Linked DNA regions of Mus musculus: all the other regions are linked to region 5. Evidence: chromatin loops called from intact Hi-C (ENCODE). Cell type or tissue: heart. All regions are shown on one strand. Links, peaks and the distances in the headings refer to the core of each region. The heading gives the core; the rest is flanking DNA. Region 1 holds the start of Ttc7 (tetratricopeptide repeat domain 7). Region 2 holds the start of Pigf (phosphatidylinositol glycan anchor biosynthesis, class F). Region 3 overlaps 4833418N02Rik (RIKEN cDNA 4833418N02 gene). Region 4 holds the start of Mcfd2 (multiple coagulation factor deficiency 2). Region 5 holds the start of Srbd1 (S1 RNA binding domain 1).

Region 1 (5,875 bases), core at 1-5,000, 1.1 Mb before region 5:
CCTCAGGACCTCCGTGAAATGTGGACATCTGTGTTTGGCCACCCCCAACCCCCTTAGTACCTTGTGTCCTTCTCCTCATTAGGTCTCCATCGGGTCACCTACTGCAAAAGTCTGACAGGGCAGGTGAGGTCCTAATAATCTAGGCTAGAAAGGTGGCTCAGTGGTTGTAGGGAACCCAAGGATCAAACACCTTCTTCCTGCCTCCGTGGGCACATTCACTCATGTCCACACAGCCACGTGCAGAATTAAAATACACAAAAATTTAAAAAGGTAAAGATAAATTTTTTTTTAGGGGGGGGGGTCAGGGTTTTACTGTGTACTACGTAGCCCTATCTGACCTGGAACTCACTATGGAGCCCAGGCTGGCCTGGAACTCATAGAGATCCTTCTGTCACTGCCCTCTTTCCAGTGCTGAGAGGTTGTGTGCGCCATCACATACACACACACACACAAAAATCAAGATTCTCCTTCTTAGGCTGCAGTTAGGGGGGTGAGCACCAATATTATTTTTCCCCCGGAAAGAAGTTCCTATTCTCTGAGTAACTACAGAATTCAAAGAAAGAGAAATCTCTGTCCGTCCAAAAATGCGCTTGCATGCTCTGGGCAGTATTTGCTTTCCTTCCTCTTGTGTGTGTGTGTGCGCGCGGGAATGTGCACATATGTGTATGTTGTGTAGGTTGGGATTGTGTATCTAAATTTAACAATGAGAGAAAAATCACCCACAGAGCTGAGCAGGGGAGGCCATCTGTTTTTACTGGTCAGTTGTGTTGTCAAAAAATTACAATACATACACAGCCCAGACTGGCCTCAAACTCAAAACCGCCCTCTGCCTTTGGCTCCTGTGTGACAGAACTGCAGACACGTGATACTATGTCCAGCAGGACTGCACTCTGACTTTAAAGTCCATCTTGGAATCCTTCCTCACCTTTTTGGCTCCCTAAACTTTGTTCTCCTGGGATACTGATGAGCCTTCCTGGGAGGGCTCTGAAGAAGAGTGTAGGAAAAGCAGGCCCACGGGACGAAAGGAGGCTCTGCTTCCTGTCTGGGGCCCAGCACCTTGCTCTGTGGGACCAACCTCACTCATATTCCCACACAAGGTACCAGGTACCAACACCTGAGTGTGTCCCGCGTGCACCAGCCCAGAGGATTCCCATACATTTCCTGGAACAGGGAGAAACTGACCACTTCCCCCTGCCATGCTCAGACCTCCTGGGATTCCTGCATGCAGGATGCTGGGAAATACCTTGCCCTTCTATTGTAGGGTCCGCTGCAACTCTGAAGCCTGCTGCCTTTCCTCTGAGCTCTACAATCTAAGCCATAACTGTCTACCATCCTGCCTCCTATCCACTCTAGTTGCTCTGCAAGGGTACTCATCTTTGAGAGAACACAGGACAAACGAAAAGGTGTACTCAGAATCCTGGGTTCAGATTTCACAACTTACTGGCTGATTGATGAAGCTATTTACCTATAAATACAGCAAATCCAGGAAACAGGAGTCGCTGGGAGGAGTGACGGCTAAAGTCCCGAGGTTGGTGTGGCACACAGTAAGCACTATATTGGATCAGGGTTATAATCACCCCATCGCTCCCACAGAGGTGTCCCGGGCTGGGTGGTTTTGGAAAACTCTTTATAGTCGGACTTATTCTCTGCCCACTTCGGAAAAGGTGGGTGTGCACACGCGGCGGGCTCTGAACCTCTCCCACCGCAGAGAGCAAGACACCCGAAACAGGATCTGGGTCTGAAGACTGGGCGGGGTTCTCCCTCTACCCCATCAGGGTGCTTTCCCGCCCCAGCACAAGAGCCCAGCCCAACTAAACCAGCCCTGCTGCAAAAGCCACAGGCTGCCAGGACTGGATGGGGCCAGTGTCCGCCACTGGCGAAGAAACTGAGGTTCGCCGGCCTCTTCTCTGACCAAACGCATCGGTCTAAGTCTGCTGTGGACAGAGCTTGGTCTCAACTTTATTTGAGGGGAAAATAAGAGAAGACACAGAGGAACAAATTTAACATGAGGGAGTTTCGACAGTTTAGGGAGGCAACGGTCCGGTCTAATGAATGCACTTCTCTGATACCTACAGAAACCTCCATTTCAGGGTAGGGTTACCCACGTGACCTTAAAAGGCAGAGAGCACAAACTTTTCTCTTTCTCTCTCTTCTCTTCAAACACCCAATCTGCAAAGCGATTTTTCTCTTGGGACAGACGACTTTCCTAACTGCCTCGGCAAGCCGGAGGGTAGCACCCAGCGCCGGCTCCGGGACGGGTCGGTTGAGTCGCGCTTCCTGGACGAGGCGGTGCTTTTCGCGCGCTCGCTCCGGGCGAATCTGCCCTTCCCTCACTCACCGGTGTCCAGAGTGGTGAACCTGCCGCTCGGGCTGTTTCGCCGGTTGCTACTGCCGCCGCCGGAAATGCCCAGCATCTGCAGATGCCGGGCCAGCTCGAACATGCGGTCCCACTGGCCCTCGGCGCGGCAGCGCTCCACCTCGCTCTCCACCTTCAGGTGGGTGCCGTGCGCGCCCTTCGCAGCCATCTTCGAGCAGGAGCTGTCATGGGAGGTGCGGCGGAGGAGTGGAGACCAGGCCGGGGGCGGCGTCCAGGCTGGGGAGCACTCTCCAGCAGGCTTGACGGGAGTGCAGACGGCATCCGGGGCCCGGGTGGCAGAGGGGGCCCGGGTAACGGCAAGGGGCCCGCAGCAGCAGCAGCAGCAGCGGCGGCGGCAGCGCCCACCGCACCGCCTGGAGCCTCTGGACTGGGGCTGCGGCTGCGCGACCCCAAGGCGTCCAGAAGCAGCCTCCGCCGCTGCTGCAGCAGCTCCTGACGCTGCTGTCTCCTCCTGTGCAGCAGCTGCTGCCACAGCTCCCGCCCCGTGCCCGGGCGTCTCCAACAGCGGAACCTCCCCGGGCCGCGGCTCCACCCCAAAGTGGGCGTGGCTATCCCCCGCCGGGCTAGGCGAGCCGACCGCCAGCGAGGCCACAGAAGCCAAGCGCGCACACGGCGATCTCGGGCCGCCCTCCGCCGGCTCCCCGCCGCTGACTGGGTGCTCACTTTAATGCTGCGGGGAGCCCGGGAGCCCGGGGGCGCCTCGCTCCCCGTTCCCTCCCCATCCCGTCAGGACTCTTGGCCTGGGGTCCTCCGCCCGGACCGCCCGGCTTTGTGTGGTGGCCCCGTCACCGCCACAGCCTGAGGCACGTCACAAATCCGAGGAGCGGCCGACAGGACAGTCCTGGTCCCGGGCTCTTGGCGGATCCGGGTCGGATGCAACGCGCCCGCCCGCAGGGCTGCGGATAGACCGGCCGGGGCAAGTCCCTAAGCTCTTCGGATGTCCCCAACTCGGAGAGGGTTTATGTTTGTTTTAACTGCCGGACTCCTCTTTCCATCGGAATGCCTACTCTGGGTTCTAAAAGAGGATCTCAGCTGATTTTCCACTTGCTGCTACTTTATTTTGGTGTCTAAAGGCTGATCAGAACTCCAGGGAGCGCCCGACTCCGCTCTGCTCCGCTCTAAGGCCAGCGGTGCCCAGAAGTTCAAAGGACTCTGGGCGGGGCTTGGAGGGCGGAGCCAGGACTACCCTGGCTAGAAGGCAAGTATCGTGACCCCACCCTCGGTGAAACTGGAGCTGTCAATCCTGCCTGGGAATTGAGGATGTAGCTAAAACCACAGCCAACACTGAAAAAAAAATCCCCAGGGCCTGTACTTAAGTCACTTGTTGTGAGGTCCATTCCGAAAACGTTCGAGAATGATTTCAGGCAAGCTTTTCAGTAGTTCGAAACTGACCGCTTTCTACTTCTCCGGGAGGTCCTTCCACTCCCTGCCCCTTGCTGCCGGGAAATTTACAGCTTCAAGTTTCAGTACAGAACTAAGGTTTTCGGGTCTATCAGAGCACAGGCTCCTGACGCCCATTACCAGGGCCGGTCCCTATCAAAACTTCAGCTCCTCCGTGTGATCGAAATGAAGCCCCCTTCCTCCCTGGAAGGCAAGATTCCCTGCCCCTGTGTGCAGAACCTGAGGTTCTGCAGAACTAGGTTTCACGGAGGCGGTGGGGCAGGGGGATGGGGTGGGGAGAGGGTTGGGGAAGGCAGAAAGAGTGAAAGACTGACTTGGGTATCCTGAGAATGCGTTTTCAATTTACCTAGTCAGAGTGTTAGTGGGAGATACCCCTGGGGCCAGAGGGAACAGCAGGATTGACAGAAAGGGGAAGGGTAGACTGATAGAAACAAAGAAACCCCATCTTTTCTTCCCATTCTTTTGTCAACCACGGTTGCAAATACTGGAGGACTGGCTGCAGAGAGCATTAGCTCTTGTCTGTTTGACTCTATCATCAGTTTGAGTGTGGGCACGGGAGGGCACAGAGTTCGTGCCTCAGATACAAAGCAAGTGTTCCTCCAGGCGCCTGACCGCGTCTCAGCTCTTTGCTAGCAGAGCCAAGATCCTCATCTTCTAATGACCAGCATTAGGAAGAGAGAGTGGAAACCTATAGGAAAAAGAACAAACGAAAAAGTCACAGAGCTGTGACTGCATTAATAACATCTGGTGAGATAAAAGGCAAGTAGCAAGTGGGGTTTGTTGCATGTGGTGGTGCACGCCTGCTGTCATAGTATTTGGAAACTAAAGGCAGGGGGATTAAAAAGAATTCAAGGCCAGCCTGGGATACATAGCAAGATCCTTTTTTTTTTTTTTTAAAGAAAAGTAATGTTATTTATTTATTTAATTTACATAATCTTGTATCTCACAGACAAATTCAGGATTAACTTTAGTCAAGACCACTCTGATGCCAGCTTACCAAAGCTGCTAGCCAACATCGTGGTGGTCTCCCAATGATTTTACTGCTCCACATGAAGAGGAACAGCTTTGACCCCAACAGTCTTATTAGTGTTTCTAAGAAAGACAATGAAGTTCATGGAGGAAGTATGGGGGGTTGGGGGGCAGGTTGGTATTTTGTTTGAGACAGGTCTCACTATGTTGCTCTGTCTGGCCTGGAACTCACCGTGTAGACCAAGCATCCTGAGTGCTGATACAAACGGCGTGCACCTCCACAATGAGCAGAAGTGTGCATCTTTCAAGTGAGCAACAAAAGACATGAGGAGTGGAAGCCGCCCTGAAGGCTGCTTTGACTGCATTGTTAGTGGCTGTCCCTAGACAAGTGAAAGCCCCTGGACTGTGGGAAAGACTGTAACAGGATATTGATATTTATTAAGGTAAGGGCTCATGAGATCTCTCTCATACTTGGATCTTGAAAGGTTTATGATACTTAGGTAGGCCCAGAAGCACACAGTATTGAAGTGCTAATTCTAACTCCCCGAAAGCCTTGGATCCACTGGGGAAAGGTTACTAGGGGCTTGATTAGGTCAAATTAACAACACAGAACTTTCAGAAAAGGTGGGATCACACTAGCTGCAGTTGTCAGTAAGAATCGGAAACCCTTGCAACTGTCTTTTCTCTAATTTGTCTAAGCCCCTTTGGGGGTGCCTGGTTTTCTACAATTAAAAGTTTATCTCTATATGGAATAAATCTTGCCTTTCCTTACAAATTAACCTGTGCACGGCACTCTTAGGTCCTCTCTGAGCTAGAGAAGTAAGCGGAGGGGTGACTCAGTCTTACAGTTCTCCTTTGTAGGAGTCAAGAAAAGGTCATCCACATATTGAAGAAGAAGAGAGTCCCAGGGTACATTGTGGCCTTGGATTCTTGGTTGGGCATTTGGGAAAAGGAGAAGGATACCCCAGTGAGTCCAAGACACAGACACCATATAGTATTGATCTCCTCTAGAGAAGACAAATAGAACTGTTGAGGGTTGTTGTTGTTGTTCATTGTTTTTGGTGTTTGTTTGTTTGTTTGTTTAATCTAAAGAGACACCAGGAAAAGCAATGAGAAGCTCTGGGACCT
Region 2 (5,989 bases), core at 593-5,592, 880 kb before region 5:
TTTCCTAGAACACAGGTTTTTGCTCTATTTCACTTCCTAGTATGCCTTTAATACTCGAACCATATATTTTATATTTTTCCTTTCTAAGCTTGCTATGCTTGTTCAAACTTCTCTTTATGAGACTTAACCAGAGAACAAAGTCTCTGCTGGGCTTTTTTGGAACTTCCTTTGTCAATGCAATTAATCTGAGTCTCTTCACCTTAGCCTCAGGCAGACTTTTCAGACAAGGGCAAAAAGTAGCCACATTCTTCACCAAAATACCACAAAAACAGTCTTTATGCCACATACTGAAATTCTTCTCCTTTGAAATCTCTTGGGCCAGGTCAACACAGTTACTCCCAGCAACAAAGTCTTCCAGATTCCTACTAGGATGACCCACTAAGCCCCATTTAAAGCATTCCACTGAGTTCCAAATCCAAAGTCCAAAAATCCACATTCTTTCAAATAAAAGCATGGTCAGGCCTATCACAGCAATACCCCACTCCTGGTACCAACTTCTGTCTTAGTTAGGGTTTTACTGCTGTGAACAGACACCATGACCAAGGCAAGTCTTACAAAAAAAAAACCAAAAAAACAAAACAAAAAAAAAACAAACATTTAATTGGCGCTGGCTTACAGGTTCAGAGGTTCAGTCCATTATCATCAAGGTGGGAGCATGGCAGTTTCCAGGGAGGTATTGGTGCAGGCAGAGCTTAGAGTCCTACCTCTTCATCCAAAGGCTGCTAGTGGAAGACTGACTTCCAGGCAACTAGGGTGAGGATCTTAAGGCCACATCCACAGTGACACACCTACTCCAACCAGGCCACACCTCCCTGGTACAAGAATATACAAACCATCACAGACCCTTATTGTAATTTTTAAAAATCTTCATATAATAGCCCAGTTTTTAATGAACACTGTATAATTGCTTTATTGTTCAGTCTTAAAGTAGTGCTTTGACAATGCCTACACTCTTTTTGTATGTGTAACATCTGTCTACTTTGGTTTTTTTTTGTTTGTTTGTTTGTTTTGTTTTGTTTTTGTTTTTCGAGACAGGGCTTCTCTGTATAGCCCTGGCTGTCCTGGAACTCACTTTGTAGATAGACCAGGCTGGCCTCGAACTCAGAAATCCGCTTGCCTCTGCCTCTCAAGTACTGGGATTAAAGGCATGCATCACTGCACTGGGCTTTGCTGTATGCGTTTAATAAAAAAAAAAAGTAAGGCAGTCTAAATTTGTTTGAGAATGTAAAACTTAGATGTGGGAAGGAAATGTAAACACAGACTTTACCAATCTGAATCAAATAGACATACATTGAAATAATAATTTTACTACTTCTTGACTATATGAGGAATCCGTACATGTAACTCAGATGATGAAGAAAGATGTGCACTCCCAGGAGAACCGAGCCCTCGGTGTTTACTGGGCAAGGTAATCAGCATCTAACACTGCACTGTGCAAAATGTGACGCACCAGAGCAGGGCCACAGCGCTTGACCCAGCTCCTGTCTCCTAACAGCAAACAGTACCTGTGGTGTTCCGGGCACCATCTTTCCATGTGTCTGGAGTGATAACTCTGCCGAGTTTCTTTTCACCTGTGGTCGCCAAGACAGCAAAAGAGAACAGCTGTCATCTAATAAGCAAACTGTGTGGAAATAAAATAACAAAACCCATTTCTTTGCTAACTTTACAATAATAATTTAAAATGATAAATATATTGTATCGCCTAAAGTACATAACGATATGAAGTCAGATTATAGGAGGAACCTACTAATGCCAGGGTAGAAACCAATGAATGAAAACTTAAGATAGTAACAGTGGGCAACAGATACTGGTTCTAAATAAAACTTACAGGACAAAACGATGCTCTAGTAACAGGCTTTAACTGATTATACTTTAAGCAGTTCTGACAAACTTATTCATTCCTCTCTCTCACATTCTCTAATCACCTAGTCTGTACAAAGCACCATGCAAGGTTCTGATGAAAACAAAGCAATTTAAAATGATAAATATATTGTATTTATATGCTCCAAATGGACAGTTACTTAGTACTGTTTAAGTAGGGCACTGTTCAGGGTGGAGAAGAGCACTGGATGCTCAGTGGTATGGATGTGCCAGCTGAGGCCAAACAGTCCTCAAACACCTAACAGAACAAGGAAAAGAAAGCACACTGAAACCAAACTCCCTGGAACTCAGTAAATGCACAACTGGAGAACACGTACGTGCCAAGTTCTAAGAGGTAACTCTAAAAAATTGGAGAAAAGTAACTTTCTCGAATAATGTGTGATACAAGGGAAGACTGAACTGAGGCGGCTGCTGACATTACAGCTTCTGTATGCAAGTACCTCAGTTTACTTACGGGGTGCATGCAATGAGCAGACAGACTGAGAGGCTACAGATAATAAGACCTTAGATTTCTCAGAAGAGCAGAGGAAATGACCTTTCAGGGCACAGCACAAAGGACGGCTTCACAATCTAAATACATTTAAGCCACATTTAATTAACCATTTATCCCACTTTCGAAAAGAATAAAAAACCGTTTAAGAATGGCACAGCTCTGGAGGGGTGTCTGTGTCCAGAGTTCTACATACTGAGGGGCTATGAACAAAATGGGTCCTGTATATCCGCCAGTAACTGAGATGTGGGTTGAATCTTGTCAGAGAAGGCTGTCTAGCCCATGAAAGAGATCAAGAGAAGAAAGTTGTTTTTAAACGAATCATCAGCTTTTGCAGCTACCAAAAAAAAAAAAATTAAATATTTACAACAAATCTTAAGGGTTTCATTGGAATTACTGAATGGTAACTAAAAGGGTTAAAAAGACCTTTCTAAAAGCCAGGGGTGACTACTTAAAGATTTCTTTGGTGGTGATGAGACTCTCTCCTTCACCTGACCCAAAGCTGTGAGTATTAATGAATTGACGGGATGGCTCAAAATATCCAATTTAACTTAATTTCAGATAGCCACTGAAGTAATTTTTAAAATAAAATCTAGCCGGGCGGTGGTGGTGCACGCCTTTAATCCCAGCACTGGGGAGGCAGAGGCAGGCGGATTTCTGAGTTCGAGGCCAGCCTGGTTTACAGAGTGAGTTCCAGGACAGCCAGGGCTACACAGAGAAACCCTGTCTCGAAAAACCAAAAATAAATAAATAAATAAATAAAATCTGTATTAAATGCGGCATGTTTTGTAGTAAGGAAAAGCAGAAAGTCAAGATTTAAACATTATTCGGGACATATTAATAATACTGGAAATTAACCATTGCTTATAATCTTAAGATGTAACCGAGAGCCTGGAACTTATACTTGTGACATCTGTCAACTCTTGATGCTACCAGAAAGATCGTGAAGATCCGATTTAAGCCTCCGAGAGCCAATCAAGAAGTTGTAACGGAGGAGACCCAGAAGGGGCGCGAGGACGACAACAGAAACAAACACAAGAGGCGCAGAACTGAAGCCATTCTCAACACAGAGCGGAAGGCTATGCTTACGGGACAGGCAAGAAGGGCCGAGGGGCAGGGTAGGAAGACACCGGTTACGCCACAGACCAGCAGGGGAAAACCAGAGAAATCCCGAGAGAACTTCTCAGCCCTCCACCTCCCCCAGAAGCAGCCCCTGAACTTACACTTTTCACACACCATCCTTACATGGGGGTGTCCCTGTGCCCTCAGCCGGCAAAGCAGGAGCAGCAACCCAAACACAACAACGCCCCAGCGGAGACGACTTCCTCTTCCGGCTACGTCAGCCCGCTTCCGGACTCTCAGCCCTCCCGCTCCGGCCTATCCCGTACCTAGAAAGTCGCGGGAGGGATAAACGCGAGCTGATGGGCGGGGCTGCTCTCATTATCCCGCCCCTTCTCGTCAACGATTGGCTGTGCGCTTGTGAGTTCCCCCCGCCCCCTCGCTTTCTGGTCTGCGCCTGCGCCAGGGGCCATGCCAGCCTGTAGCACCTGAGGGTGGGAGGCGGTGGTGTCCCCCTTCCCTTCGGCGGGCGGGAGAGTTAGGTAAGCCGGTGGCGGGTTGCTTCTCACACTCGCCCGGGGCGGGTGCAGGTCGCACCGCCGACCGCTGCGGTGACTTCCAGGGCGCCACGCTTCCGGCGGACCAGAGGATGCCCTGCGCTACCGACCCTCTGAGATGCCGGCGTCTATCACAGTCTCTCAGGGGACTCCGACCTCAGGTCACCGGGTCGGCCGCACGGGCTCTCTCTATGATGGCGACCTCCAGTTGCCCACACTGCGCCGTCCGAGGCTGGGACGGAGCCACCTGGGTGGGGTGGAGCTGCGGTCCGCACCTGAGCAAAGGCTGCTCAGGAGGAGGGCTCGGGAGCAGCCAAGCCTTCCGACCCCGTTCTCACGGGATCGCGAGTCCCGAGGGCGGCTTCCCAGGTGTGGTGTCCTGGGTCGGGGACTCGCTCGCCGGTGTCACCTTTGCGTTTGGGTACCGCTCGCGCTCGCCGTGTTAGATGGGTGTTTGCCGGTGGCCTAGGATGGATTTCTGATCGCGCTTCCTGCCTGACCCCGCAGTGGAAGGGAGAATCTGAGAAACTTTCCCCAAGTCTTTTCACGGCTATGCGTTCTTGTCCCGACCCTGGAGGATTTCTTCTTGTTTAAAGAGGCGATGCTTGAAATGGCTTGTGCGTGTGTAACCTTGGCCGTATCTGCTAACTTGTTCATCCAGTTTTCTTAATCAGTATCATTTGCTTTTGAAAACGATAAGTGTGAATGAAATGAGGGCTAATAGCACCATGCCCAGACTTGCGCTTTTACCTTTCCTGCTAGTTCCTCACCCTGCGGTGTGGATGTTACTTTTTGGGCCCGATTTTTACTACATTGTAACATGTGTTACTTTTAAGTTCTTAATTAACTTTAGTCAGTATAACATAGAAACTGTTCTCTAGGTCAAATATATGTATTTAGAGACTGGAAACTATTGTTTCTCCTCCCACTCGCGTTCTGCTATTACCATTATTTAACATCTGTACAGACAGTGTGAGCCCTTAGTGTAGCATAATGACCATCTTAAGATGGTCCTCCACCATTTGCATATCTAAGTGTATACTTGGCTGTCATTTGGGAACTGCAGTGATTTTCGCCAAAAAAGTAAAATTAGTTGCTGGTGTCTGGCACATGTCCCCTTTGTAGAAACCAGTCACAAATATTTAAATTTTTACAGGAATTTTCTTTTTGAGGCTCTGAAAGATAATGTATACCATATTAGAGAAATCTAAAGTAACAATTAAAATCTGCATATGCTTGTTCTGTGTTTTGAAACAAATATGTTGCCCATAGAAAATTATTAATACATGGTTTATATTTAGAGTATTGAAGTGCTTGGGACAATGGAAAAAAAATCATTACATGTTTTTCTTAATTTGTTTTCTACTAGATAGCTACCCAAGAAAACATCATGAAAGATACTGACATCAAGAGACTTCTGTATACCAATCTTTTGTGCGTATTTTCAATTTTCCTAAGCATTTTCATTCCGTCCTTCTTCGTGGACAACTTCTCAGTATTGGAAGCTCATTTGACCTGGCTGTGTATCTGCTCTGCTTCTGTGACCACTGTCAATCTCTTGTCGTACTTAGTAGTGAAACCGAATGTGTCCTCTAAAAGAAGTTCATTGTCACATAAGGTAAGGGTCACTTCTGTTGCTTCACTGGCTTTAGGGTGGAGGTTACAGTGTAAGAAGGAAGTTTCGCTTCGTCCTTATTGAGTGATTTACAGTGTAAAGGGAACCAAGTCTCCCCCGCCCCCACCAGAGCAGTAGCCTGTTACCTTCCTACAGTGTTTGATAGATTCTTGCTGTGCATTCATTGTGGAATTATGACTCCTTCAATGCATCACAATGTGAATGACCTATATAAGCATGGTTTTATCACGGAAGATAACTTACAAGACACTGCAGTTTATTTTCATTTACTTTTGTACATTTTTTTAGGTATGTGGGTGGGCAAATGCATTTGGGGGCTGGAGGACAACTTGAAGTGTTATCTTTAGAAACCCTGTCCGCCTGCCC
Region 3 (5,989 bases), core at 485-5,484, 1.1 Mb before region 5:
CCTGTCCCAGCTATGATGGGACCTTGAAACCTTGAGTAAAAAACTAGAGTCTCTTCCTATAAAGTCATTCCTGTGGTGTATTTTGTCCCAGTGTTGGAAAAGTAACGTAACAGTTGAAGCGAGGACTCCTCTGGCCCTCTGTGGACCTCCACGAACGATGACTTTCATGGCAAGCTGAAGACAGGTCTATGTGACTCCATGACACATGGTGTCTATGTGACTCCAGCTCACCTCCTTGCCTCCTAAGTCGATGAACCAGCAGGTATGGTGGCATGAACAGTGAGGCCAGAGGGTACCAAGTGCTCCCAGCCATCTAGAAATGAAGCCATGAATCTGACTGCTTTCTCTCCTGACTTTCTACATAGACTCTTCGTTCCTTCCTGCCTGGATGGGAGTTCCTGCACAACCTAGAATGCTGACAGGGATCTACCTTGTGTGACCTCTTCTCACATTCTGTCACCCCAAAACTTTCCAACATGGATGTGAAATGTAGCTTGGCCACAAAGAGATCAGCTATTGAAGCTACTCAGGCCATCAGAGTGTGGTGTGGCATGCAGGGCAGGTTGTCATCAGTGTGATCACACATGGCAGGTTGTCATCAGTGTGTTCACACATGGCAGGATGTCATCAGTGTGGCACACATGGCAGGTTGTCATTAGTGTGGCACACATGGCAGGTTGTCATCAGTGTGGCACACATGGCAGGTTGTCATCAGTGTGGCACACATGGCAGGTTGTCATCAGTGTGGCACACATGGCAGGTTGTCATCAGTGTGGCACACATGGCAGGTTGTCATCAGTGTGGCACACATGGCAGGTTGTCATCAGTGTGATCACACATGGCAGGTTGTCATCAGTGTGGCACACATGGCAGGTTGTCATCAGTGTGATCACACATGGCAGGATGTCATCAGTGTGGCACACATGGCAGGTTGTCATCAGTGTGGCACACATGGCAGGTTGTCATCAGTGTGTGTTCACACATGGCAGGTTGTCATCAGTGTGGCACACATGGCAGGATGTCATCAGTGTGGCACACATGGCAGGATGTCATCAGTGTGGTACACATGGCAGGATGTCATCAGTGTGGCACACATGGCAGGTTGTCATCAGTGTGTTCACACATGGCAGGATGTCATCAGTGTGTTCACACATGGCAGGTTTCTTCCTAATATTTCCTTTTTCCACTCATTGTTGCAGATTGAACCCAAAGCTCCATGGTTGTTTAGGTAAGCACCTTGCCGACCCTGCCTTCCTTATCTCATGTTGTCACACAGCCTGTCTGCCACCTTCTACTACTGCCATAGTTTAGGCTCACAGCACTTCTGGCTCAAGCTAGCTCGTGTCTTAACTCTTAGTACTGAACAACATACTCAAGAAATTAGCATTAAAACACCAACCACGTCTGGGTGGATGGCGAACCTTTGTGAGCTGTCAGGAGAACGGCGTGTAATCTTTAGACTGAGTCTAAAGTCCGACACAGGCAAGCTTCAAAATCATCTGGTGCTGTGTGGAACGGACTCTCAGTAATTATTTGTTAAGTTAATTTTAGAATCTAAAAGTGCCAGAAGTGCTCCCAAGCCTGGGAGACCGAGCTCTGGAGTGTCCTTTACCCTGCCCTCTCACTTTATGACTGAGACACCAAACCTCCCTTAAGCAGGCAGGGAGAGGGTGGAGGGTGATGTCCCACCAATCCCATCCCTCCTGTTCCTTGTCTCCGTGAGTCTTGTTTCTCTAGTAGCTTCTCTTATAAGACTGATGCCAGTTACTCCTTCCCAGAACAGGGACCTGACTGTCTCCATATCCTCTGGAGAGGGAGGGAGGGAGGGAGGGAGAGAGGGAGAGAGGAAGGGAAAGGACTGAGGGAGGGAGAGGGATAGAAGGAGAGAGGGAAAGAGGGAGGGAAGGAGGGGGAAGGAAGGAGGGAGCGAGAAGGAGAGAGGGAGGGAGGGAGGGAGGAAAGGAGAGAGAGAGAGAGAGAGAGAGAGAGAGAGAGAGGTCAGCTAGAGTGCTCAGAACCTTTTACAGCCTTCCTTAGCTGGTGTTAGTCACCGGGAGTCTTGAGTCAGCTTTGAGTGTCTGGCTTTTCTGGTGACAGCAGTTGTACCCCATAAAGCCAGCTTTCCTGCTTCTGCTTTCGAAATCCCCGTTTCCCTCCTTTCACAAATACTTTTTGAACTAACCATGATGACACAGGTCTGTAATTACAGCAGTTGGGAGACTCTAGTAAGAGGGTCATGAGCTCAATGTCGCTTGAATTCAAAAGCTGTATAGCAAAATCCTGTCTTCAAAAAACATCCACAGGCCGGAGCTGCGACTTTACAGTGGAGACTTTGCATTCACAGAGTTCTGCATTCCGTTTCCAGCGCTGAGAACATCCTGCTTTGTGCTGTGAAGAAACATCACAATTAAAGCAAAGTGCATGAAAGACAATCGTTATACACAGACTTATTAAGCTCCCACCAGGGTAAAGAAACAGGTTTTTACCAGCATCCCAGGAGCCTCCAGTATATCCCTTCCCAAACAACCTCTGCCTCTTAGAAATAACCATTGCATTTATGGTAATTATGACATTGGTTTCTAATAGCTCTATAAAATTGAAAAAAAAATTATCCCATTTTTCAAAAATTATGATTGAAATTCAATTTTATAAATATGTTGAATTTTTAGAGGGTCACATGACTTCTGGTTTAAGTTTATTAATGTGATGAAGTATCTTTGCATTACTAGTGTAAGATAAACCTAGTTGTATTCATTTCTTGTGGCTGATGTAATAAATTTAAAACAACAACATATATTTATTATCTTTAGAATTCAAAAGCCCGAGGTGACTATTACAGACTTGATCAGCAGAGGTGCATTCCTTTTATTGTCATTTTTATTTATTATTACCATGTGTGTGGGTGTTAGTGTGCCTGCACATGAATCTGGGACCAAGGAAGTCAGCGTGTTGAGTTCCCTAGAACAGGGGTCGCAGGCCTTTGAGAGCTGCATGACTTGGGGGCTGAGAGTTGAACTTGAGCCCTCTGATGGGGGCCACTCTTCGCTGCTGAGGTATCTCATCAGTCTCCTCTGAAGACTTCATAACTGTCAACGACCTGTCTTGATCAAGTCCACCTCTAACCCCCATTCCCCCTCCTAGTTTCCTCTTTCTTTCATTTTTGAGGTTATAATATAATTTCATCATTTCCCCCTTCCCTCCTTTCCTCTCTCCAGATCCTCTCAAATACCCCTTCTTGCTCTCATTCATATTCAAGGCTTAGAAAAGTTACGTGTGTGTGTGTGTGTGTGTGTGTGTGTGTACATGCGTGTGTGTGCGTATACATATATATATTTTAAATATAACCTGCTCAGTCTGAATAATGTTACTCATAGATATGTTGGGCTGACCATCTGGTATTGGATAGTCAATTAGTGTGCTTGTCTCTGGAGAGTCTCCCAAACATCCGCGTTTCTTGGTTGCCTGCTGAGTGTTCTGTAGGTTTGAGACCATGTGGTCTTTATCCTGTTCACATTAGCATGTCTATTGTTCCTCTTCAGCTCCTCTTTAGGCAGTCATGGTGGGGAGACTTTATTGGTGTATTTCTGAACTCACGAGGAGACACCGTCCCACAGCAAACTCCCCGGTCCTTTGGTTCTTAACTCTTCTCTTTCCTCTTCCACAGTGTTCACTGAGCCTTAGGTGTGGGAGTGTTGTGTAGAGGGATCTACTGGGATGGTGCTCCACAACTCTGGACTTTGATTTGTTGTGGTTTCCTGGAATGGTCTCTTGTCTGCTACAAAGAGACGTTTATTTAACCTTACCCGTGAGTATAAGGACAGACGTTTAGAAGGTCGTTAGGGATTGTGCTGGTTTAGTAAAGAAATAGTAATTGTAGGTTCTCTTCCAATGCCCATGGCTGCACTAGCCTTGAGAAGTTGGCTAGGCTTCCATTATCAGGCAGTTTACTGCTTGTTGAACAGGTCTTAAGCCCTGTTAGAGTTGTTGGTTACCACCAAGGTATGTGTGCCACTACTGCACTCTTAGGGTGATGGCACCGTGCAGAAAGAACTGTTGGCTGCTTCCCTCTTTCAGAAGCTTGCATGGTACCTTCTGAGACCGTGAGACCCAGTCATCAGGAAGACAACATTCGGGTCAGCTCCAGCTCAAGGAACTCTGGGTCATGTGTCTGAAGTACATGGTATCTTCAGCACTGTGGGCTTACCTCCTACCTAAGGGGCCCACCAAGAGCCATAGCAACAGGCTGTATATTTTAGAAGTCTCTTGGACAACCCTGGGCAACAAGCTATCAGAAGACATCTTCTCATGCCTGGAGGGAGCGTTGTGACCCCAGATAAGAAATTTAAATTACACTGCACACACACACACACACACACACACACACACACACACACACACACACATGCATGCATGCAGCATGATATATAACTATAGTTTAAGTGAAAATTCTATGTGTAGACACAGAATTACATGCATTTTAGAATTTTTAAAAAATATTACGAGTCCCTATTTTTCAGACATCCTTCCTATTATTTACCTCTCCATCTTTCCCACAAAGAGCTCCTCTCTACCTTTCCATTTCCCCAATCAGATCTTTATTTCTCTTGATATTTCTGTAATTCAGTGAATCCAGTTAGTGTTCTGTTAGATGCTAACTGATCTTGTTGGCTGGATCATGTGCAGGGCACCCAGTAATCCAGTCATTTGGGCAATGGCCATATCATCGCTGGAAGAGAACATTTCACAGAGCTCTCTCCATCCTCTGGCTCTTACATCCTAACCACCCCTTCTTCCAATAACTTCCTAGAGCAGATGTTCCCTGAGCAGATGTGCCTGAGCAGTGCCCCCTGAGCAGATGCCTCTGAGCAGATGTCCCCTGAGCAGATGTCCCCTGAGCAGATGTCCCCTGAGCAGGTGTCCCTGAGCAGGTGTCCCCCGAGCAGGTGTCCCCGAGCAGATGTCCCCCGAGCAGATGTCCCCTGAGCAGGTGTCCCTGAGCAGATGTTCCCTGAGCAGGTGTCCCTGAGTAGGTGTCCCTGAGCAGTGCCCCCTGAGCAGGTGTCCCATTTAGGGCTGAGCACCCTACAGCCACTTATGAGTCTGCTTGGTCCCTACGATTCTTGTCTCACTTGAGCTGCTCTCAGAGAGCACGATTCCAGACCCTCCTCTCTCCCTTCTCTTTCATGACCTCTCATGTTTCTCGGGACCAGGCTAGCATATGTGTCCAGTATCAGCGACCATCCTATAAATTCTTCAAGCCTTTCTTCCTAGAATACAGAACCAGGTAGCTTTAAAGAATTTTTCCAAAGAAATTTTTCTTACAAAACATCCTCCACGACCTCCCCTCATTGACTTGTTATTTCTTCTCTCTGAGGAGAGACTTCCTGAGAAGAGGACCAAAGAAGGGATGCCCAGATTTGGAAACCTTTGTTGGAAAATCTGCATCTTTTTCGTCTGCTTTATCCCTTTCTATGATACTTCTGACTATCCTATCTTGGCATCTCCATCAGATCTTTCAACTTAGCAGCCCATCACATTTGTGAATGTTTATAAATACCATTCTTCCCTTTTTAAAATGATCACATGCTCTCTATGTAAAATGATCACATGCTCTCTATGTAAAATAATCACATGCTCTCTATGTAAAATGATCACATGCTCTCTATGTAAAATGATCACATGCTCTCTATGTAAATTGTGGTTTGAACTCCCAACCACTGAGATTGGTAAATTCAGTTCACACAGGTACACAGACATCTTGTTTAACCTTTGGATGGCTTGAGAATGCTGGTCCAGCAGCTCTGCAGCACTGGGCCAGTCTTTCTGAGGTTCCCCGCCGTTCCTCTTCATGGGTGGAAGGTGGCTACTACTCCGTCCCCATCGCTGAGAGAAAGGGCTGTAACAGTCACTGCTCACCTATCAGAAAAGCAGCTTCCTCAAGTTCTACGAATCAGCATTAGGGACTGCATCACATGGCTCCTTAGCTAGA
Region 4 (5,989 bases), core at 567-5,566, 1.1 Mb before region 5:
CTTCTAATTCTACAGGACACGCATTAGTTGCACCCACTCCTGATTCGAGAGGGTCTTGGGGTCTGGGGAATACGACAGGGCTCAGCAGCAGCAGAATATTGCTGACCAGGCTTGACATTTTGGAGCATGTGATTCAATAATTTAGTAGCTGTCTGGTCAATGTATAAGTAATCATGCTGAAATAGCTCGCCTACAGAGTCCTTAAATTGCTTTGTATTAAATATTTCATTTCTCCAACTGTGAGCAGATGTGCAACAAGATACATGCTTAAAGCAGCGCTATCTGTAACAACTGCAAACTGCATTCCTCCTCCTGTCCACCAATCGTCCACTGACAGTTTGAACACTCACAGCAACACTGAGAGTTATAAATTGAGGTTATTCTCATCCCTCTCTCCCTGCGGTGGAGTCCTCTCCACAGACAATACATCACTTTCTGGCAATTCAAAAATCATGTCTGCAGAAAGTCGTGCTACCTATTTGCTGTCTACTTGGGGCCTCAGTCTTCTCATAATGAAGTTTCTTTCTTTCTGTCTCCACTTGTGCTCGTTGGAACTTAAGCACACAAAAGAAATCGGTCATTTCAATCCCACAGCAAGGCTTCGGCTCCGGGGAGCCTCCTGGCCAGTTCAGTTCACAGACTGTAGACCAAGATCCTCTCTAATCTGTGCTTTCAAAGCCAACAGTTTCTAACCTGATCTGCCATTCCTTTGAAGGACTCTGCAGAAAGTTCCTAAGAAAGGTCAATACTCACCAACGTTCTAGATAGTTCTCTTAGAATACAACTGTCTGGCGTGTGGACTGTGTTCAAGGTCCAGCAAGTGACAGACAGCCACTTGGGCTGTTTCACGACTGTTAAAAGAGGGTCACCAAATTTCCAGTCCCACTGTCAGTTCCTTAACCTCTAATTGGATTTGTCACACGTTGCAGAACAGCAACCTCAAAAGTCACAGAGGTAGTGTCTCTGCCATAGACCAAGCTTGGGCAAAAATGGATGGAAGCAGACAGATCATGTGGGCCATCTCTGAGACACCCTTCGTGGCTCCATGGCGGCTCCTAGCAGTAGAACCACGAGAAACTAGAGGTGTAAAATGTGTTTTAAAGTTTTATATTTTGATAGCACAAGGAGATTTGCTCAAAGGTATACAAAGGTAACAGAATCATGAAGACCTCCAAGAATTTCAACTCAAATAACCAAGTGGATATCAGTGATATGGCTACCATAGACAAGACTGGCATGGGTTTGAGGGGAAGGGTCAAGTTTTACAAGGGGTCCTTAAGCTTAAGATTCCAGTTAGCCATCAAATGGAGCTGACAAGGAGGCCGTTATTTAGAGGTACCAAGAATTACAGGAAAGATGGCTCACTTGGGAAAGTACTGCCATACAATCAGAAGACCTGACCTTGGGCCGCTGGCACCCACATAAAAGCCTGGCATGGTCGAAAGTGTCTGTCATCTCAGTGATGGAAGAGGGGGTCTCGGAGACAGGAAGATTCATGGAGCTCATGGCTGGGCAGCTAGCCTTGCCAAACTGACAAATGCCAGGTTCGAGAGACCCTGGCAGAAGAGGGTCAGAAGAAGACATTCAGTATAGATTTATAGCATCCATACATAAGCAAATGCTCTCACACACGTGGACACATGCAAACATATTACATATGCACATACAAAACCTTTAGGGAGTTGTTTGCATGCAACTGGCCTTTCAAGCACAGGACTAGATGAAATCACTAGATGAGAGTACTCAGCACCATGGCGCCCTCTTTTCGTACGTTGAGCAGAGGATGCGATGCCAGGAGGACAGACCGGAGAACAACAAGCATAGTTGTCAGGAAAGAAAAAAAAAATGCTTCAAAGTGTGGCTGTGCCTTAGGGTTTTTAATCGCTGTGAAGAGATGCCATAACCACAGCAACTCTTGCAAAGGACAACATTTAACTGGGGCTGGCTTCCAGTTTCAGAGGTTCAGTCCATTATCATCAAGGTGGGAAGCATGGCAGCATCTAGGCAGACATGGTGCTGGAGAAGGAGCTGAGAGTTCTGCATCTTGATCAGCAGGCAGCAGGAGACTGTGTGTCACACTGAGCATAGCTTGAGCATAGCAGAACTCAAACCCACCTCCACAGCATTCAAACAAAGGAGACAATGGGAGCCATGTTTGACTTCGAGGAATAAGCAAGTCAGAAGAGACCTGGTTTGCATGGAGATGGCCATTTCAATAGCATTGTAGGAAAGAACCAGAGGGCAAGCATCTATGCAGGTAAGAATGATCCAGTAGAAAGAGAAAGATGACAAAAGCTAGCATCCACAGAGAAGGTGGAGTATCTGGCTTGGTGGCAAGTGCTTATTAGAAAAAAGTCTGAGCAGGGCAGTGGTGGCACACACCTTTAATCCCAGCACTTGGGAGACAGAAGCAGATGGATCTGAGTCTGCGGGCAGCCCGGTCTACAGAGCAAGTTCCAGAACAGCCAGGGCTACACTGAGAGATCCTGTCTCGAAAAATCAAAACACCAAATCAGCAACAAAACAAAAAGTCTAGGAGGTGTGAGGTGAAGAATGCTCCAGGCTACCCTCGGTCCAGTCTCTACTTACTGAGCTTCATAAACTGCCTGCATTTGTAGCTCCCAGGACAAAGGATCGTAGGTACAATGCAGTCAACTACAGGGTACCCAGAATGAACTGGACCAAATTAATCTAACCTTCAGAATGAGATGGAATGAGATGCAATATCTTAGGGACTCTTGAAAGAGGCTTTCTCTCCCTATGGATAATGTTGAAATCTTAATCTTGGAAAGTGGGACAAAGAGACAAAAACGGTGCTGTTGGGCAATTTTCAAGGCTACAAGGAAGAGGGGGTGGGGGTGGGCTTTGATATAATCTCTCTCCATCTTTGATGTAGGTGCATCTAAAAAAAATACGATTATGTATCTTCAAAGATACAAAGGAGAGAAGGAATTTTAAAATGTACAGTCCTAAGCTCATATATCTATCTGTATCTATACACATTCACTGAAAGACAATTTTGTTAATATCAAAGGGCAGGATCCTTTTTTTTTTTTTTTTTTTTAAATATATTGTCTTCTCTCAAAGAAAACAACAAAACCAGACGATTTCAGGAACTTTACTAGCTGGATCTTGAGGCTGCGGCTCAGGGAATGGAGCAAAAAGAAAATGGAAGCAGGTCAGTCTTGGAAACGCAGGATCCCCGAGAAGTACCGGCTGCCTCACTGGGACAGGAGTTAGGGGTTTTACTCTCTCAGTTTGTAGTGGAAGCAAGGATATCCGTCAAAGTATAGAGAAGGTGAGGCTGGCCAGCTTCGGAGTCCGCCTCCTCCGGATCCTGCAGCCCACAACCCACGGTGAGCCACGTTCCGGAGCCTCAGGTTTGCCTAGCAACCAGCTCGCCTCTTGGCCTCCCCAGGGCCCTAGCAGTAGGGTGTCGCCCTCGGGAGGCGGGTCTGGCCGCGCCAGCCACAGGGGACACGTGGATCCACTGGATCGGGTCGCACAGGGGGCGGGGCCGGCAGCGTTGGTGGGCGGGCGGGAGGCTGTGCGCGTGCGCGGCTGGGCGAGGGGCGGGACCGGCGTGCGGAGAAAAGCGTCCCAGGGACGGCAGCTGGCAAGGTTCACGTTGGAGTGCTTCGCGACTGCGTCGGGGATTATCGGGGTGAGCGAACCCACGGGCCGGAGGCCTGACCCTCGGGGCAGAGGTCGGTCGGCCTGGGGCTCGAGAATGGGAGGCCCGGGTGGCGGGGTGGAGGATGCGGACCTTCAGGGCGCAGCGGGACCTGTGGCCCACGGAGGCAGCCTGTCTTCCGAGAGGGTTTCGGGGGCCAGACGTGTCTGCCCGGCTGAGCACCGCGCTGTTGTTTGCGCTCACCCCATTGCTGGGAGTCTCAGTACTAGGCTGTAGGGCCAGCTGTGTGGGCTGGACACGGACCCTGGCTGGCCTGGAAGCACGCGGGTCTCAGGCGTTACTCCATCTGCCTCTGGCTCCCCCACCTTCCTCGGGGCAGACCCACAGGTCCTGTTGTCTCGACAGGGTTGGCTAGTTTGAGCCTAGGAGGTTAGGTAGACAAGGGATGCTCGTTTGTCTCGTTTTCCCTTTCTGGGACATGGCACCTCCATCCACACATATGCCCAAACCAGAGGCCTGGGCGTCACTCTTACCTACACTCATCAAATACATTGAACCTATTCAAAACTCTCACTTTTCCAGACACCTTGCCTTAGCAATCAGCTCTCTTTTCTGCTCCTTTAATATTGATTGACCCTCCTCAACGTGTCCAGTACAGGGGAGGTAGAGACACGCTCAGCCACCCTGCCCCATTCCCAGGTCCTTCTGTGGATTCTCATTGCCCTTCCAAGCTCTTCTTTCCTTCCTGCAATGCCTGTTGTGACTCACTCACTGTCTTTGTACTTTACTCAAGACCTGCCCCTCCTCATCTGAATATTCTGGATTGGACTTAAGTCATGTTTAGGTGTTCACTGCCATATGGAGGGGCGTGCTTTGCTTTGGGTTGAAATATTTCTTCTCATGCTTTCTGTGGATGGGGGTGTGTGTGATACCCCTGGAGTGCCTCTTTAGTGACCTGTGTTTTGCTGTCGAGAGGCGTCTGACTGTTCTCACAGCCTTCACAGCTCTGCTCTCCCTATGTAACTAGGCTCTTAGTTAAATGTTAGTTATAAGGGTAGCATGGCATTCCTTTGGAATCCCCCAGTGAACAAATGGACCAGACTATTAAACACCAGCCTATTCAGGACAAGTTTTCAACCTCAGCCCATGTGGGGGCTTTCTGTAACCCAGAAACTTGCTGGTTACTTGGACTTCAAGAGCATGGAGATGACTACAACTAGGAAGCACTAGTCAGTTGGCCTTGGCTCCGTGTAACAGGATGTCTGGGGTGTTGTCAAATGTGATTGCTTTGAATGTAAATTCCCAACTAAGAGCCTCTGAAGGCTGCCAACAGCTGCTAGGAGGAAAGCCCACTCCCTGATAGGAATAATGGCCCAGTGGGAAGGAAGGGTGGGCAGGAGTGCTGCAAAGGGAGAGCTCAGCCTTAGGCCAGGGCCTCTGAGATAGAGACTTAAGTACTGTGTTTCTTCTCACCCCATTCTGACCACGTCCCACGCCAGCTCAGCGTTGTTCAGTTCACAAATGAGAGAACACAGATCCTGACCTTTGGAAAGAGGAGAAGGAAAGATAGGAAGGAAGAAACAGACAAGGAAGCAAGGGGTGTTAACCACAAGAGTCTTTACGTCTCATCTGAACCGGGCCTAGGAGGAATGACCAGACACAGTGGCAACAGAGGCGTCCGGAGCAGTGAGAGGAGCCCTGTTGGAGTCAAGGCTCTGAGGCAGGTCAGCATTGCCCTGTCAGACTCATGCTAAGGCCCTGATTGTTTTCTACAGCCCTCTCTGGTTTCCAGACGATCTGCTTGCCGCCGCCGATCATACCCCACTGATCATACCGACAGGGTTAGTGGTGGTGGTCTGCTGAGCTTAGCAATATCCTTTTCCTCTTTCGTTGCTGTGTGTGTCTCTCCCAGAGTTGCTCATTCTGTTGAAGATGACCTTCTCCAAAGGATGAGCAACAGCCTTTCAGTCAAGAATATATAAGTAGTCAACATAAGATAGTCAAGTTTCTAAGACTCCAGGCCCATCAAGAAGAGTCTCTGTACATGGGGGTCTTTAGAAAAGGGAAGTCAGTTGTCAGCCTCTCCCTTAGTTGGGTTTTTCTCTAGCTTGGCCTTTGCCGTTTCCTGAAGGTGAGTGAGCCAGGGAACCCTTGGGGCTTATCTTTCCAGGCCTTGTGCCCATGGCCTTGAACTAAGTAACTGGAGTGTGGATGATGCAATGTGTCCTTTTTGACTGGGAACAGTTGAATCTGGCAAGTGGCAGGCCCTGCCTCTTGTCGTCCCCGTGCTTTGTGGGATTCCTTCTGACTTCCTGGAGCTGGTATTTCTTGAGCTTTCATGTTGGGAACTTGCCG
Region 5 (5,989 bases), core at 442-5,441:
GGAGCTTTCTGTAGGGGGATGGTCTGGTGTTCTTTGTATTCAAATGCTAAATTCTGTACCCCAAGATCTGACTGCTTCGAGTCAAGCAAATCTTCATGCATACCAGCTTTTGTTGTGTTAAGCGTATTTAATAAAGATGCCTGCAGCCTGGATGGGCAGAAGAGAGGGGCCAGAGCAAAGGTTCCATGAAAGGAAGAGGAGAGGAGGAGAAAAAAGAAGTTGCCATGGGGTAGGCGATCGATGGTGAGTGCATGGCCTGTTGGAGCAGGAGTGGCCCATGCAGAAGCTGCCAAGTGATATCTCAGGATCACTGACAGGGAAGTAGGGAAAATAGCACAGAGGGTTGAGATCTGCCCAGCTCTAATGCTTGAAGGTTTATTATAAATACAAAGGTTTTTGTGTCTTTTATTTGGGAACTATATGTTCTAAGTAGTATGTTAACCACAGAGCAATATTAACCACAACAGTTTTCTTGTTTAAATACTAGACTATAAATACTGCTCCTACCTTTGCTTGCTCTTTCATTTCAATCTGTACAGTATATCACTTGAAGCAGTCTTCCATTATTATGATTTATAGTGGTCTTGTCTCTCCAGAGAAACAGAGCCGATATGATTGACACACAGAGAAGCTATGATATGACTGATACATAGGCAGGTAGATAGGCAGGCAGGGCCTATCTATCATAGGCATTGGTTCACACAATTATGGAGGCTGTCCTGCACCAGTCCATCTACAATCTAGACAACTGGGGAAGCTGAAAGCGTGGCTCACTCTAAATACAAAGGCCCCAGCATTTAACCTGAGAAACTGGAGAACAAGAGGTTCTAAGCCCCAGAATTCCAAGGGTAGATTCTCCGGAGTCCAGCATCTGAGGGCAGGATAAAAGGGCTGTTCCAGCTACAGAGCTCAGAGTATCCCCTTCCCTTCACCTTTTTGTTCTGTTCAGGCCCTCAAACAACTGGACAACACTCAGCCACATCATATGGAGATCCCCCTTCGTCTAATACGTTCAAATGTCAGTGTCCTTGGGACAGGCACAGATCGATAAAGCCTTTCCATCCGGTGGGTGACGGTTAACTCAGTCAGGTTGATAATCTAAAACCAATCATCATTCTAAGTGATTGACACTAAGGACAAAGTTGTTGGCTTACATTTTTAAAAGAATAGTAGGTTTTAAAAGAGGCCCTGTCTTCTGCGTGTCAGGAGCTTCACACATGACATGAACTGCAACCCAGAATTGGAGGGCACACCTGTGATCCAGACCTTGAGGCTGGAAGACACAAGTTTCTGACCTGGATCTTGGCATGGAGATCTTGAGGCATAGTGGCCATGAAAAGCTTAGGCCCAGGCAAGGTAGTACACGTCTTTAATCCTAGGAGACTAAGACAAGGAGAGCTCTGAGTTCAAGGTCAGCCTGGGACAGAGGAGAGCTCTGAGTTCAAGGTCAGCCTGGGACAGAGCAGGTTCCAGATCCAGGTATGGTGGCACACACCGTCATCTGGGCTACACTTTCTGCTGGAGGTGTAGAAGGACATTGGAAGAAGGAAAACCTCTTTGACTACTTGAGTACTTGTCAGCACAGCTGCTGGAATCTACTTCTACCGAAGACGAGCTCAAACAACTAGCCGTGTGGTGCTGAGCAACCACTAGATTCTTGGACTTCCCATCCATAGTGGCCCATTGTGGTTTAGTTGGACTACAGACTGCAAGTCATCACAATAAAATTCCTTAATATATAGAGGCATTCTATAAGTTCTGTCCCTCTAGCGAACCCTGAATAACACAGATCTTTTTGTGTGTATGTATGGGTGGACATATGTGTAGGTCAGAGGACAACTTTAAGAAGTTGGTTTTCTCTTCCCACCATGTGGAGTCTAGCATTCAGACTTAGTGACAAGCGCTTTGACTCACAGAGCTGTCTTGTTGGCCAATTCGTGGGCTCTGATCTGTGAAATTATGTCAGAGGGAATCTTATATAGCCCAGGTTGGCCTCCAACTCACTATTTAGATAAGGATGTACCTCTATCCCCCAAGCTGGGATTATAGGATCTGTTCTGCTTGATAGATGAAATTCTAATCTAGACTCACAAGTCTTGTTTCTCTAGTTTAAAACCTTATTCTTATGTTGTTTCTGTGAGTTTCGTGGGGCTGATAAAAATGATAGCAAGGAAAGAGATAAGTAATTTTTAATTTCCTCTGGGAACTGATTTAGAGATGTAAATGGAAAGAATTTCTGGAGAATGATTTATAGATTTAAAAACTGGAATGATTGGGGGAAGGGGGAAGGTAGGATTCAGGTTATCACAGCGGGTTTAAGATTTGACTTTTCCAAACTCAGAAAGCAGCATGGGAGTTTTCTGCGGTTTGGGGTATCCAATTTGATTTTCTATTCACTATGAGCTGACTGTGCAACAGCTTAGGCATTTGATGTGACCAAAAGAGACAAAACAAAAAGTAAACAAAAACCTGTCTCCTTGTGGACAAGGGTTATTTAAGCCTAATTTAATCAAAAGGTAGAGGCTATTTTTGGGTCAGAAGACAACTTTCTGGGAGTTGGTTCTCTTTACACGGGCTCCCGGGGTCCAACCTGGTTTATCATCTTGACAAGTATGAGTGCTTTATCAGCTCTGAACAAGGAAAACCCAGCACTGCATGTAAAGGAAACTGTGCCTAGGCTCGTTTACCAGGATTGTGCTCACTGCACTTTTCGGGACTCTGAATATGAGATGGGGCAAGGTTTCTGATTCTCCGGGAGAGCTGCATTTTCTCGAGTTAATGACCCAGTGACTATTATTTTCAGTGTTCTGGGTATCTTAACAGTTGGAGATGGGACCCAGGGAAACCCGGTTCAAAGGCAAAAAGCAATTTGCATAAATCTTCTTGGAAGTATCTAAGAGGCCTCGGCTTCCAAATGGATCTGCTTGGCAGTCTATCAAACTGCCTGAGACTGGAGGAAGAGGCTGATGACTCTAGCTAATGTCTCTCGTTAAGTAAGGTTCCCATGGGATGAATAAGGACTTAGCCAAGGCGGAAAACTTCAGACACTTTCACAGCGTGGTAGGGTGGAGGGAGAAAGAAAAAGAAAAGGGACGAGCTAGGTTTTGTGGCCTAAAAATACAACGCAGCGGGGGCAACGTGGCGAACTCAGACTGAGCTGGGCTACAGAGTAAGTCTTTTTCAAAAAACAAAACAACAAAAAACAATCCAAAACACAAAATGAAAGGATGGGTGAAAAGGGTGTAAAGTAGTCCAAGAGAGGTCTGTCAGAAAAGTGGAAATATAGAGGCGGACGCATATTTGCCAAATCTCTGCCCCTCCCCTAGGGTAGCGACAAACACAAATTCCCTGTGGACCAGAGGAGCAGTCTCTCTCCTCGCCGCCCCGCCCCCGCCCCCGCCCCCGCCCCCGCCCCCGCCCCGCCCCCGCCCCGCCCCCGCCCCTGGACCGCACCGGCTCAAGCCCCGCCTCGCCCTGGCCCCTGTCCTACCCCGCCCCGCCCCGCCCCGGTAGTGTGGCTCCAGTAAAGTAAGGCGGGACTTCCGGCGTTTGAAAAACTTCCGGCGGGAACCGGAAGATTCCTCAGCAGAACTCTCTTCTCCAGATTCGCCAAGCCCGAAGGTGAGCTTTGTGTCCACCGTAGCGGCAATGCTTCCGGGCCGGCCGTTTTCGCTTTTCGGCCGCGGTATTTATGAGTGCTCGTGTGGGAAAGAATTTTTTTTAAATGAAGATTTTCTGTCTTTTAGCACCAGCGGTCTGTCACACAGTCTACACTGTACATTCTCAGCACTGTCACCATAGCGCGTCCTCTGAACCGGCTGGTAGCGCGCATGGCAGGCGTGAGAAAGCCAGGGCCACTTTGTTTGTTTGTTTGTTTGTTTGTTTTCACCCCGAAGAATCGGAGCTGAGGGAGGAATCGCTGTCAGTCGTGGCGCGCCGGGATCACGCGCCTTCCTCAGAGGTGCCCTGGGCACAGAGGAGGCGACCGAGCCATGGAGGGAAAGGATGACTGAGAACTCTGAGCAACTTTCCTCAGTCTTCCTTCCCACGTGGCAGCTTGACGTTCTCCTGTGCCCAGGGAGGCGCAGGGCGGCGCAGGACGAGCCTTGGTACCCGTGGCTCTCAGTTGTAGGACTTTGCCTCACACCTCTATCGTTGGAGCAAACCGTTCCATCCCATGGAGTCTCAAGATTCTCATTCATAAAAACACAGCAGGGTTCTCTCGTAGCGAAGGCTAGCTGCTGTCCTCCTGCTAGATGGCTTGTTGTTCTTTGTTTTGTTTTATCTCTTGAGGGTCTGTGGACATGTGAAGCATCTTTTTTAAAATCCCCTCAGGGAAACATTTAGATGCCTTAAGAGTTGTCTCTTTTTTTCTCCAAGAACAGTGGCTCTCCACTGTGGGTTGAACAATAATCCTTTCACTGGGGTCGAATATCAGATACCCTACATATCAGATATTTACGATTCACAGCAGTAGCAAAATTACAGTTATGAAGCAGCAGCGAAAATAATTATGTGGTTGGGGTCATCACAACGTGAGGAATTGTTTTAAAGAGACTCAGCATTAGGAAGGTTGAGAACTACTACCCTAGAAGTTTAAATGCTGTTTCCCCCTTTTAAATATTGGTGCGCACCAGTATTTTTGTGGGTTGGGTGCATCTTAACATGTGGGCTAGGTCACCTAGAAAGATCCTTTTGTGACAGAGTATACCCAACCCCAGATCCCTCAACCTTGGTCCTAAAAATTTTAGCACTCACTTTTCTTGTCCACGTGTCCTTTCTTTTCATTCATTTTTTGTTCTGTTTGTCTGTCTGTCCTTTCTTCCTTCCTAACTTTAAAAAAAAATGGAGACTGAAGGATAAATTGACTTGATCTCAAATGCTTGGGACTTACTTAATAACATGTTAATGTTTTCACTGTGGGTTTTGAGTCATGGCTAGGGACAGTTGCATGTTCTACTCTTGTTCAATGCACTGAAGACAACCCGCCTTTGCTTTCTGTAGAACTTTCCAACTGGCTTTTTTGTAGTTTAAATCTTTCTTAGAACATGGGTTTGCTCCCAAGGAAGGCCTGTGGTTAAATCACTTCAGAGGAGCAGCTAGTTGTCTCTCTTCCGTTTACAGAGTGAAGGCAAGTTTTCCCCTGACCTGGTTTGAATTAGCACTGTGTCAAACACCAACTTCTTATTTATTTACTTAATTATCTATACATAGGATCTTACTATGTAGACCGACCTGGCTGGAACTCTTAGAGATCCTCCTGCCTCTGCCTCCCTAATGCTAGGGTTAAAGAAAGGTGTGCCACATTTCCTATTCAGCCCTTTTTTTTTACATTTTATTTTTATAATGGCAAACTGTTCATATGAAGTCATATTTTCCTGTTCTCATAACCTGTCCTGTCCTGTCTGCTGCTAAGAGACTGTTCTGCTGGCCTTTTGTTTCCTTCTCCACACAGTCTCCCTCAGTTTTGCACTCACAGGACAGAGATACTGGGACATCAGGCTCCTCTTTGTGACAACTGCTTAAGTATTTCTGTGAAGTATTACCTCCTTTTATAAGTGTGTTAGAGCCAAGGTTTACAATATTCCTCTGGTCCAGAGACTTGTTCTGAACATGCTAGTCTAATGCATTTTTTATTGTTTTGACATTCTCTAGGTAATAAATGTTATCAGTTTAGTAGACTTACTTTTTTGTTATATTATGTGATTCCTCTTGTCATTTGTCTTATATTTTTTAACTGCTGAGCCTTTGACTATGGTAAATATTTTTAGTGGCATAGTGGCTAATCATTGATATTGCGAGAGGATGTCTGCTTTGCTTTAGGAGTATAGATTATTCCTAAGTCACTAAGTTGATTGGCATTTGATTGACTCCTAACTTTGTGAAGACACTTTAATGTTATGAAAAGATGTGGAAGAGAGAAAATTTCTTATATTTGAGAAATAGTACAACAGATATCTTTATAATCTGTTGACTGGCAGGATCACTA

Evidence for each region. Peaks named below come from ENCODE experiments on the same cell type or tissue, not always from the same donor. Only the 100,000 strongest peaks of a DNase experiment are listed, where the experiment ranks them.
Region 1: a loop joins it to region 5, with 4 times the contacts of the local background. A loop is called at or near these places in 2 of 42 quality-filtered maps.
Region 2: a loop joins it to region 5, with 4 times the contacts of the local background. A loop is called at or near these places in 2 of 42 quality-filtered maps.
Region 3: a loop joins it to region 5, with 4 times the contacts of the local background. A loop is called at or near these places in 7 of 42 quality-filtered maps.
Region 4: a loop joins it to region 5, with 4 times the contacts of the local background. A loop is called at or near these places in 6 of 42 quality-filtered maps.

What each region holds. Positions count from the first base shown.
Region 1 is chr17:87,279,874-87,285,748 of GRCm38, reverse strand. Ttc7 (tetratricopeptide repeat domain 7) reads right to left here and starts at 2,863. Exons shown (of 20, transcript NM_028639.3): 1 at 2,339-2,863. The coding sequence starts at 2,525. It overlaps 4833418N02Rik (RIKEN cDNA 4833418N02 gene), which reads left to right and starts at 2,935. Exons shown (of 5, transcript NR_015506.3): 1 at 2,935-3,575; 2 at 4,987-5,190. In heart, for the core only: no CTCF peak of the experiment used is centred there; DNase peaks (open chromatin) are centred at 1,268, 1,808, 2,898 and 3,558; H3K4me3 peaks cover 3,304 bases; H3K27ac peaks cover 2,524 bases; H3K27me3 peaks cover 2,068 bases.
Region 2 is chr17:87,023,281-87,029,269 of GRCm38, reverse strand. It overlaps Pigf (phosphatidylinositol glycan anchor biosynthesis, class F), which reads left to right and starts at 3,869. Exons shown (of 6, transcript NM_008838.1): 1 at 3,869-3,972; 2 at 5,357-5,605. The coding sequence starts at 5,378. It overlaps Cript (cysteine-rich PDZ-binding protein), which reads right to left and starts at 3,709. Exons shown (of 5, transcript NM_019936.3): 1 at 3,595-3,709; 2 at 1,506-1,571. The coding sequence starts at 3,610. In heart, for the core only: a CTCF peak has its summit at 3,522; a DNase peak (open chromatin) is centred at 3,809; H3K4me3 peaks cover 2,376 bases; H3K27ac peaks cover 1,327 bases.
Region 3 is chr17:87,271,685-87,277,673 of GRCm38, reverse strand. It overlaps 4833418N02Rik (RIKEN cDNA 4833418N02 gene), which reads left to right. Exons shown (of 5, transcript NR_015506.3): 3 at 92-262; 4 at 1,200-1,228; 5 at 2,304-2,788. Among named protein-coding and RNA genes, the nearest start is that of 4833418N02Rik, 8.1 kb to the left of the region's middle. In heart, for the core only: no CTCF peak of the experiment used is centred there; no DNase peak of the experiment used is centred there; H3K27me3 peaks cover 519 bases.
Region 4 is chr17:87,263,510-87,269,498 of GRCm38, reverse strand. Mcfd2 (multiple coagulation factor deficiency 2) reads left to right here and starts at 3,552. Exons shown (of 4, transcript NM_139295.3): 1 at 3,552-3,664. In heart, for the core only: a CTCF peak has its summit at 3,436; a DNase peak (open chromatin) is centred at 3,458; H3K4me3 peaks cover 2,250 bases; H3K27ac peaks cover 1,792 bases.
Region 5 is chr17:86,142,753-86,148,741 of GRCm38, reverse strand. Srbd1 (S1 RNA binding domain 1) reads left to right here and starts at 3,567. Exons shown (of 21, transcript NM_030133.3): 1 at 3,567-3,621. In heart, for the core only: no CTCF peak of the experiment used is centred there; DNase peaks (open chromatin) are centred at 2,941 and 3,551; H3K4me3 peaks cover 1,941 bases; H3K27ac peaks cover 1,844 bases.